2 separate regions of the Mus musculus genome follow, and region 1 is linked to region 2. The links are chromatin loops, found by intact Hi-C in ENCODE. Cell type or tissue: left cerebral cortex. All regions are shown on one strand.

Region 1 (5,000 bases), 130 kb after region 2:
TCCTCCCCAGAGACAGGGGCAGGTGGAGGAGTGTTTAAGACCAGCCTGTTCTATTATACACAGCTCCAAGCCAGCCAGAGCTAATATAAATGAGACTAGACTCTGTCTCAAAACTAATCAACTACCCAGCATTCAGGAGGCAGAGGCAGGTGGATCTCTGTGAATTCGAGGCCAGCCTGGTCTATAGAGCTAGTTCCAGGACAGCCAAGGCTACACAAAAGCCAAAACCAAACCAAACCAAACCACCAACATAAACGCTAACCAACCAAACAAAAAAGAAGCACACATATTATTTTAAAAGTCGCCAAAAGGAACACTTAAAAACTGCTAAAGCGTCTCCACCCTACCTCTTCTGGATGTTTCCCTGTTAAGGCTCTCTTTAAACACGTCTTCTCTGCCAACAGCATTCATTACTATTGCCATTCCCTTATGTACTTCCCTTCTAGAACCTTCTGTGAAATGTACTCGGGTCTAGTTCTTCAGGAGTTTCCCTCCACAAACTCCGTTTTTCCCCCCTCTTCCCTGCCACACTTCTGCCCGCCTTTCCTCTCATCCTTTAGCCCGCATCCGTATACAACCTTCAAGATACGATTACAGCCAGAACTCCCCCTCGTAGATCCTTTGCCCTCTTCCTCACAGCTGCCCCCGGGAATGCACAAACTGCACCCTTCCCAAGAGTCCTGTTTGAAAACGTCTGGGACCCTTTGGTTCCGCCCCAGGTACTTTCCTAATCAGTAAACACCCGTCTCCACCAGCAGCTTCCTGCCTTTCATATGAGTATTCCGGGGTACCCTTTCTGTTCCTCAGGGCTGTCTCACCTTTTCTCCGAGAAAAAAGATCCGTACTTCCAAGCGCCGAGGACGGAGAAGCCCCAAGAGAGGTGCTGGATCCTCTGGCTGCACGGGCAGCGGCCGCGCAGCCGCAATTACAATCTATCTAAAATTCCCGCGCTCTCCGTCGCCAAGGAAACCGGCCGCTTGGCGCCTAGCGCTAGCCTTTCGGAACACAAGATCCAGACACGTCAGCGGAAGGGAAGGGAGGAGCGAGTTGGGGGGGGGGGGTGCTGAAACTGTTTCTGGGTTTGCGATTGGCTACCTAGTCTTTTTTTTTCCTGTATGTCGTCACTAGAAAGAGACGGAAGAGAAAGAATTTCGAGGTTTCTCTTAGGCAGCCCCTTCGCATCTACGCCTGCTTATTACGTCACAGTAGTTCTGTACAAAGGGTGGGAATCGCTCCCTGAGGCCGGAATATGAGCGCAAGGTAGTGCCCAAAGCAGTTGCAAAACGAGGTCTCATCCCTCCCTCAGCCTTCCTGCCATGGAAGTCTCCAGTTTCGGTAAATAAGAGACTTGTGTAAGAAGAACTACCAATTCCAGCATGCATTGCGGAACGAAAGGCCTTCTCCACAGCATCTCTTGGAAAGTGTAGTCTTACGGGAAAAGAGCTTCTCACACCGGAAGCAGGCACGAGTACCACAGGAACCCAGTCGGTACAGCGGAGACCTCCTCGCAGTTATGCGTCTTAGCTGCTATGAATCGCAGCGTTCTGTGTTCGTGTTTTGTGCACAGAAAATAGACTAAAAGGAGCTGTGGGTTCCAGGAAGACTACAATTCCCGTCCAGCCCCGCGATTCTCGGGTAACTAGTCCGCCAATGTCAGTGACCTGGGAAAAGCAGAGGGTGGCCAATCGGCTTGGGAAAGGGAAATCCAACCAGCTGACTTCTGCGCGCTAGTTCCGCCCCTCGGCCTGGGTGTTTGTTATTGTTATGCGGTTCAGAGAGCTTCTGTCCCTCCCTTGCCAACGCAGCACTGACCAATCGGTAGAGAGGTTATTTTGAGGGGCAGATAGAAAGAGCCAATCATCTTGTGGAAAACTCCGGGAAACATGGGACTAGGCCCGGTCTCTGTCCGCCATGTTAGATTCACCCCGCAGGGATAGCAGGCGAGCTGGCCGCGAACGGTCCTTGCACTGGCCACTGGCAAGCGCCCCCCGTGGGCGGAAAGCTGGTAAGGAAGCTACCACTGTTACCTAGAAGTAGGGGCACGCCGTTCTTAGAGTGCTCGGGGAAGTTCAAGGGGAAAATCTTGCAAAGAGGAGTGACTTTCCGTGTTCAGGGGCAGCCAGTCTTTTCAGTGACCAGATGAGGGAGTCGCTTGGGTTGTCATCGATAGTGGGGGGTGGATACTGCCTGAGGGAGACAGTTCATGGCTTAGAAGGGCCAGTTTCTGCTAAGAAAAGGTCTCGATCCCCCCCAGAACATAAAGAGGGCTTCGATGGTGGTGACACTCACTGTCCTGGGGACATGGAGTTCCGGGAAACCATTACTGGAAGACTGGGATTAAGTCTGCGACAAGAAAGGACATACATCTTCCTCATTCTGTCCCTTTCCTATTTTTAAGGCTCTATTGAAGGAAGATATCTTGAGCTAGGACCTTCCAAATTAGAAAGGCATCGTTTTTCCCGTTATGTCAAACACCCACCTTTCAGATGACACATTTTAAAACTCAGGTTGCTTGTGCCAGCTTCTGGTATAGAAAATGAAGTTCAGATTCCCAAATTGGCTTTATTAAAATTATTTGTCGGGGTTGAAAAATAATCACGTGAGGAAAAGCTGACTTAGCCACATGAACGTGAGTCAATAGGTATGAGTTTACAGTGCCATTTAGGAAAGTGCAGGCTTAGGCCCAGCTACCTGACTGCTGGAGGTAAACCTTCAGGTATAGATGTGGTTAACTGTACTTTTGATATTTTCACAAGTTCAAGATGATTGCTCTGGCTGAAAGAATTTTCACACGTAAGCCCTTTATGAAGACCTGTATATTGGCCAGCTAAACTAGAACCGCCTACTTCCTGTTTTCTCCCATGGGCAGAACAGCTGGTTGCTCCAAAGTATGGAAACTAATTCCCACTTGTGTAATTTCAGAACGGGGAAGAATAGTTTCCTTCCAGACAGAAAAGAGTGGAAGAGTATTTCTTGAAGTTGGAAAGTGTGTTTCACAATTTTTACATTTTGGTCACTTTGTTTTTCTGGTTTAAAGAAAAAACAAACAAACCAACCAACTTGAACGTGCTGGGGAGTTGCTGGGGAGTTGATGAGCCAGCGTCTGCCTAAATTTTACAGCTCCTAAGAAGGAAGAATTGCATTTCAGGTAAATGCATGCTGGTTGTCAGCAGGGTGGGTGCTAGAGATTAGCATTAGCTTGGCATCGAAGTCAATTCTAGATAAAGACAAGTGATGGGAAAAAATGAATAATTGAGTATATAAAATAGTCAGAATTAAGAATACAAGGTTCTTTTGTTTCAATTATTTATTTTGAAACCGTTGGTGTTTTTGTATGTCTGTAGGAGGGTGTTAGATTCCCCTGGAATTGGAATTACAGACAGTTGGAAGCTGCTGCACGGGTGCTGGGAATTGAACTGGGTTCTTTGGGGGGGTCGGGGGGGGGGGGAGGCTGAGCCATCTCTCCAGCCCTACAGGCTCTTAAAATGACAGTTGTATCCATAGTACAACACTCTGAAGGCAGAAGCAGGCAAATCTATAGCAATTGCCAGGCCAGCATGGGCTGCGGAGTGAGAGTATGTCTCCTTCAAAAATTAGTAAATAATAAACTAGAAGCTATCTTAGTGAAATAAAGAATTGTTTCTGTTGATAAGAATTTATACACTTTGTGGTGCTAGAAATGAACCCCACAGCTATGCACATAATTGACTGGTTCGGCCTTATTCCCAATCTCCTAGGCCATAATTTTATTAAATTCCTTTGGTAACACTGTTAAGGTCATCAAAATAGTATTGTTTTTATAGATTAAACAGTTGAAGCTCAGAGATAGTGTTTCTCACAGCTCTATGACTAGTCTGTGGTGGAACTGTGTCTGGAACCCTGAGTCTTCCCGCCCCATGGCCTCCCTTCCTGTGACATTGGAAAAGTCTAGGACTTAATCTTGTTTGCCTCTTGTGTGTGGAGCAGAATCTGGCCCTTTCTAGATGCAGATTTAAAAATGTGCTGAATATTTTAAGAGGTGACCTTTTTTTTTTTAATGCCAGTGAGTTTACTTGTAGCGTTAAACAACTTAAACTACCTTTTCCCCTAAAGTCACAGATCATCAGTAAGCAAAGTCCTTCATTAAAGTCAAACCGACTTTAATAATAGATAAGTGATTAAAGAATTACCAGCTTCTTAGGTGTGATAATGGTGGGTTTTACATTTTTTTTCTCATAAATATTTACGAATGAAAGGATGAATATTTTGTCAAGAGAGACATTGTCATGAGACAAGGGTGTAGCTCAGTGGTAGAGTGATTCCCTATCGTCTAGACATCTGTATTCCATTTGCAGCCCCCCACACACAACTGAAAGGAAGGAATACTGGATAACTAAATTAGCTCCCAGTTGGATATTGTGGAAGCTAGCTGATAGGTCCAAAAGGACTCAGCAAGTTCCTTTCTTTACTTTTATATACCTTTAAAATTCCCCATAAGTGATTGTAAGAGGTTCTGGTAGATTGTTGTTGTTGTTGCTGCTTTGTTTTGGTGTTGGTTTGTTTGCTTGCTTATTTTCTGGAGACTTAGTGTTCATTCTGTAACCCAGGCTATTCTTGACCTCCTTACCTAAAATTGGAAATTCCGTCTATTTGTACTCCCCAAGGCAGAGCCCTTGTCTGTGTTAATCCACCTTGCTGGATTACGCTACAGATGCTCAACTATCCAAGCACTGAAATAGGCAGTGAAAAATCTTAGAGACCTAAAACATGTGAAGGGGGTTTTTGTTGATGTGGATAAAATTTAAACTCGTTCAACAGCCGTTTACCCTCCCCACAGCCCACCTCTTTAATCCTAAAGATAGGATCTCATTGTTTCCTAGGCTGACCTAGAACTCTTGGACTTCCATTACCATCCTGCATCAACTTCTGAGTAACTGGGACTACAGGTGTGTGCCCAACTTGGCTTTTCTCTCTAACATAGAAGTTCTATATAAGTGGTAGCTATAACATAAGTGCAGATC
Region 2 (5,000 bases):
CAAATGTCAATAGCCAGTCAATATAATTTTTAAGAATTATTTATTTTATCTTATGTGTATGAATGTTTTGCCTGAATGTATCTGTGTGTACCATGTGCCCATGAAGACAGAAGAAGGTGTTAGCTCTCTTCGAACTCAAGTTACAGATGGTTGTGGGCCACCACAGTGGGAACTGCCCATTGAACTTAGGTTCTACAAGAGCAACCAGTGCTCTTAACAGTCATATGTCCAGAATAATTTTTAACTGTGAAAAAAAACCCTACTAAATAAATGTAAAATCAAGATTCAGTTAGCAGATGGCCAACTTTCAGCTTTTAGAGGAGTAGCTGCTATCAAAGGGTCTTAAGTGTGAGAAAGACAAAGTCAAGGTTATGTTTAACAGAGCCCACTGAAAGCGATGGAAAGAGTGGCTAAGAAATGAGACAGAAGGGCTGGAGAGATGGCTCAGCGGTTAAGAGCACTGGCTGCTCTTTTGAAGGTCCTGAGTTCAATTCCCCGTAACCACATGGTGGTTCACAACCATCTGTAATGAGATCAGATGCCCTCTTCTGGTGTTTATGAAGACAGCTACAGTGTACTCATATAAATAAAATAAATCTTTAAAACAAACAAACAAAAAAGAAATGAGACAGAAAATAGGCAACGATAATAATACCTGTAATGTCATACACATGCTTGCAATATCAATGTTCAGGAGGCTGAGGCAGAGGGATGGCAAGTTCAAGGCCAGCCTGAGCAACAACAAAAGAGCTTGACTCAAAAACAAAAGCGAACAGACAAAAACCTACTTCCCCCAACAAACCCTGGTGGTTGCTGTCTAGACTAGGAGGAAATATATAGATTTCAGAATAAATAGAATATCAAATACACACGACCCAGAGGACTCCCTAAAATAGTGACTGGAAAGAAGCCAAACACAGCTCCAGATATAACTCTGATGCTTGGGTGCACAGAGAGAATGCTCAGATGAAGGGAGAGCACAGGAGTAGACCACTCCTGCACACACACTCACCTTTATATCCTCCTTTGTGAGCCTAGGCCAGGCCACCTTCTCCTTCCATTTCCTCACAAAGCAAGTAATGGAGCGACCAGAACGCTTATCCTGGGAGTCCTGTCAGACAGATAGCCTTATTTTTAGGATAAACTTCCAGTCTCCTTGCTTGGCCAGCCTTTCTTGTTCAGATATGACTATCCTTACCCTGCCCTCACCTTGGAGTTCACCTTGGCATAGAATTCAATCTCGTTATACAGCTCCACTCCATCACCATTCCTGCAGCTAAAGTTACAGTAAAGAGACATAGGAAGTGACAGGATAAGTTCTTGAGACACCAGGAGGATAGGAACGGTTCTTGAGACCCCAGGCCAGTCCACAGGGGAAGACTACTACCTGAACACGACGCGGTGGTCCTCAATGAGCACACTGACGTCGGTGCTGTCCTCAACGCAAAACTCCATGAAAACATATTTGGGTCTGTCGTACCACAGAGTCCGGGCAGGCTGCCTGAAGAGGTTGGAGGTGGGGCTTGGTAGGGGTGGGCAAGACTGAAGGCAATATGGAAAGGTGGAGGGAGGAGACAGTAGAGTCGTACGTGGTGCCACTGAACCAGACAGAGGGGAGTAGTGGGAGTGGGCAGAGGTGGCGAGAATAAACCCAGAGAGCCAAGGGAAGTAAGGAGTTAGAAAATACGTTCAGATCTCACCACCCCCTCTCACCCACAGTCACAGAGACGTGGAGTCTGGGGTGCTGGTGGGCAGACTCAGCGGCTTCTACAAATGTGGGAGAGGAAATCTGCAGGAAAACGGACAGGGGAATATGTAGGACCTGTATGATGGCGGCCTGAAACTCACCGTTCCATGGTGACTCCAGCTGCCCCGTGGCTTTTGGAGTCCCAAGAAAAGGCCTCTATCTTTAGATTCTAGGAGGCTCCTAGCAGCTGCCTCTCCTTATATGGTAGGAGGAAGGGTTGCGAGGGAGGGAAAGAAAGTTGGCTTGACAGCAAGAGTGATTTGGACTCCAGAAGGACACCGGGAGCGTTTTCTACATCTCGGGGTCTCCAGAAATAAACATATCAGAAATACAATATCTACTCTCTATCCAGGGAAAGGGCTACTCTAGCCCCTATATGCAGGAAGTTACTTGTTCTCGGTTTCATTCACTTGTTCCTCCAACTCAAAGTGTCTAATTCACAAAATGCATTAAAGTCCCGAGGGGGCGGGCCCTCCCGAGATTGGAGGAGTGCAAGACCCGCCCACCACTCGTCCAGGCTTCCCTGCCAGAGCCCGTTGCCATGGCAGCAAGGGGGCGCCACTGACGTGCGGGCGGCGTTTCCGGGAAGATGGCGACGGTGGAAGTGGCTACGGAGCTAGGAACTGTGGTGACCGCTGTCGGGCCTAAGGCGAAGGACGAGGAAGAAGAAGAAGAGGAGGAGGAGTCGCTGCCACCATGCGAGACTGTGCGCTGGGCTCCCGTGGGGGCAGTGGCCGAGGCCGGTCCTGGGGCGGCGACGTTCTCGGAGGCGGCGGCAGCCGAAGAGCCTGGAGCGGCTCCGGGCTCTCCATCCGACGCGACTGTCCGCACGCTGAGGCGGCTGGAAGCCGAGCGGCGGCAGCTGGATTCGGCCCTGCTCGCGCTGTCCTCGCACTTCGCGCAGGTGCAGTTCCGTCTGCGCCAGGTAGTGCGCGGGGCGCCGGCGGAGCAGCAGCGTCTCCTGCGCGAGCTCGAAGACTTTGCCTTCCGCGGCTGTCCTCACGTCCTGGGTTACGAGGGGCTGGCAGACCCTTGTGGCGGTGACGAAAGCGATGTGCTGCCGGGGGACCGGCCACGGGTGCGGGGTGAGGACCAGGTGAGTGTCTGCCGCTAGTTCCGGATGCGGATGAAGATGATGCAGGCGGGGAGTTTGTGGGTGGTGATGCTGACACGGACCGAGGTAGAAAGGGTGAGGAGCGACCGAGCTGGAAGTACTATAGGCACGTGTATGCAAGATAGAGAGAAGAGTCAGGAAGATGCAGAAAGACATATGGCGAGCCTTAAAGAGTATTGAAAAGGCAGTTGGTAATGGAAGCCGTGCTGCCTCTGTCGACTTTGAGGTACTTGAGTGTGTATTTGTGTCACTCTCTCTACCCTGAAGTATATACCCTGAGCACTTATTGATAGAATGAACATTGGGAACGGGAGAAGTGTTAAGTGAAAGGGAAGTGAATTGGAATCCATGGAAATTGAAATTAATGCCCCGTGCTTTTTTTGGCATATAGATAGGCTGTGATCTTTATGCTGTCTTATCTCAGTGACGGCTTTGGTGAACAGACACCATCCCTTGGCAGTGGAAAGAAACACACCTGACTATAAGGATGTCCTGACAGTGTTTTCAGACTGCTCTGCCATCCTGGTTAATAACGGGGTTCTCTGAACGGGGCCTTCTGACTGACCAGTGCGTTCTTCAGTACACCGAAGAAGCAAGGAAATTCTGTAAACCACAACGCGGGAAGATTCCTTACAAACTTTGAACGTCTGGAAGCTGGAAGTTTTGAGACAGGCCGCCTTTTCCGCTTCCTGTTGTGCAGATTGCAGTCCACATGTGGCTTTCTTCCCACTCAAAATGGTTTAGCCAAGAAAACTTATTGGTAGGAGATAGTGACTTATGCTGATCTGAAGTGTTTCCAGTTCCTTCCTTCTCATACCCATATACCCTTGCACAAGGAGCAGTCAACCACAAGTCAACAGACTTAAAAAGTGGCCAGGCCCTGTCCAGTATTGAATGCCATGGAAGGTCCTGGGCAGAGATGGTACTGTCTCTATTTTTTATTGTCACTTTCAGAAAAAATTGTCAAGGTAATGACATAAAAAAATTGTCCTCGCTCTGCCAATTAAGCAGCTGTATTGTTAAGTACATTCTTTGGGCAAAATGATATATTTTTTCTGCTTTGGGGGGGGCAAAGGGAACAGTCTTGGGGGTGGCACCCAGGAAGTTGCATGTTGTAGACAAGCACTCTGTCACCAATTAAGCTATGTCCTCAGCTCTTGAAAATTATTATTATTGATTTTTTTTAAAAGACAGGCTCTCTGACCCAGAACTTGCTATAGAATCATCTTGAAGTTTTTTTGGGTTTTAGTGTGTGTGTGTGTGTGTGTGTGTGTGTGTGTAGGAGCACAGTGCTGGTGTCACAGCCTACTTGTGGAGGTCAGAGGACAGCTTTTAGGAGTTAGTTCTCTCCTTAGAATGTGAGTTCGAGACATCAAGCACAAGCCATCAGGCTTGGTGTTCCTAACCTTGAATTTCTCCTCATCCCACCTCCATCTTCTGGATACTGAGATTATAGGCAGGTGGACCAACCGGAGTTAGTCAGTGCTTGGGTTTGAACCCAGAACCTAGTACACTCGAGGCAGGCACACTACCAAGTTAGCTATCTCACCAGTCTCTCCCAATTACCTTCAACTTTATCTCAATGTGTACTGGACATTAAACATATTATTTCCTGCCTTGCCCCAGAACTTATTTGGTCTTGCTGATAAACTTGTTTGATTAATTCCAGCAAATATGCTGTAACGATGACAGCGAGTGACAGACTTGGCAGGTGTAGTCATGGAAACAAATCAGGATTTATAGCTGGTTTCTTTCTTCATTGGCTTCACAAAGGAATGACAAAGATAGACTATGTTTTTGTTTCTTTCTCTTTTGGGTAGTTAGACAATTTCCTCCAGTTCATTATTTGGAGTTTGTTGTTCTATACCTAATTTAGTTCAAAAAACATAAAAGAAATATGTAATGAGGTCTGGAGAGATGGTTCAGTGGATCAGAGCAGGCTGCTCTTGCAGAGGACCCAGGGTTGATTCCCAGTATCTACACAGCAGCTCACAACTGTCTATACATGCTGTTCAAATGATTGGGGACCCTCTTCTAGGCTCTGTGGGCACCAGACACTCCTGTAGTGCACAGACATACGTGTGGGCAAGTCATCCAGGAACATAAAATAAAAATGTAAAGATTTTTTTTTTAAGGAAA

The links. Peaks named below come from ENCODE experiments on the same cell type or tissue, not always from the same donor. Only the 100,000 strongest peaks of a DNase experiment are listed, where the experiment ranks them.
Region 1: a loop joins it to region 2, with 5 times the contacts of the local background. A loop is called at or near these places in 1 of 42 quality-filtered maps.

The regions. Positions count from the first base shown.
Region 1 is chr11:101,550,951-101,555,950 of GRCm38, forward strand. Brca1 (breast cancer 1, early onset) reads right to left here and starts at 1,005. Exons shown (of 23, transcript NM_009764.3): 1 at 819-1,005. Nbr1 (NBR1, autophagy cargo receptor) reads left to right here and starts at 1,704. Exons shown (of 24, transcript NM_008676.3): 1 at 1,704-2,005; 2 at 3,038-3,148; 3 at 4,860-4,925. In left cerebral cortex, CTCF peaks have their summits at 951 and 1,993; DNase peaks (open chromatin) are centred at 1,114, 1,349 and 1,747; H3K4me3 peaks cover 2,632 bases; H3K27ac peaks cover 1,620 bases.
Region 2 is chr11:101,422,768-101,427,767 of GRCm38, forward strand. Ptges3l (prostaglandin E synthase 3 like) reads right to left here and starts at 2,561. Exons shown (of 7, transcript NM_001357574.1): 1 at 1,849-2,561; 2 at 1,388-1,501; 3 at 1,210-1,276; 4 at 1,013-1,111. The coding sequence starts at 1,856. It overlaps Rundc1 (RUN domain containing 1), which reads left to right and starts at 2,318. Exons shown (of 5, transcript NM_172566.4): 1 at 2,318-2,843. The coding sequence starts at 2,337. In left cerebral cortex, a CTCF peak has its summit at 2,318; DNase peaks (open chromatin) are centred at 1,590, 1,993, 2,274 and 2,784; H3K4me3 peaks cover 2,758 bases; H3K27ac peaks cover 1,856 bases.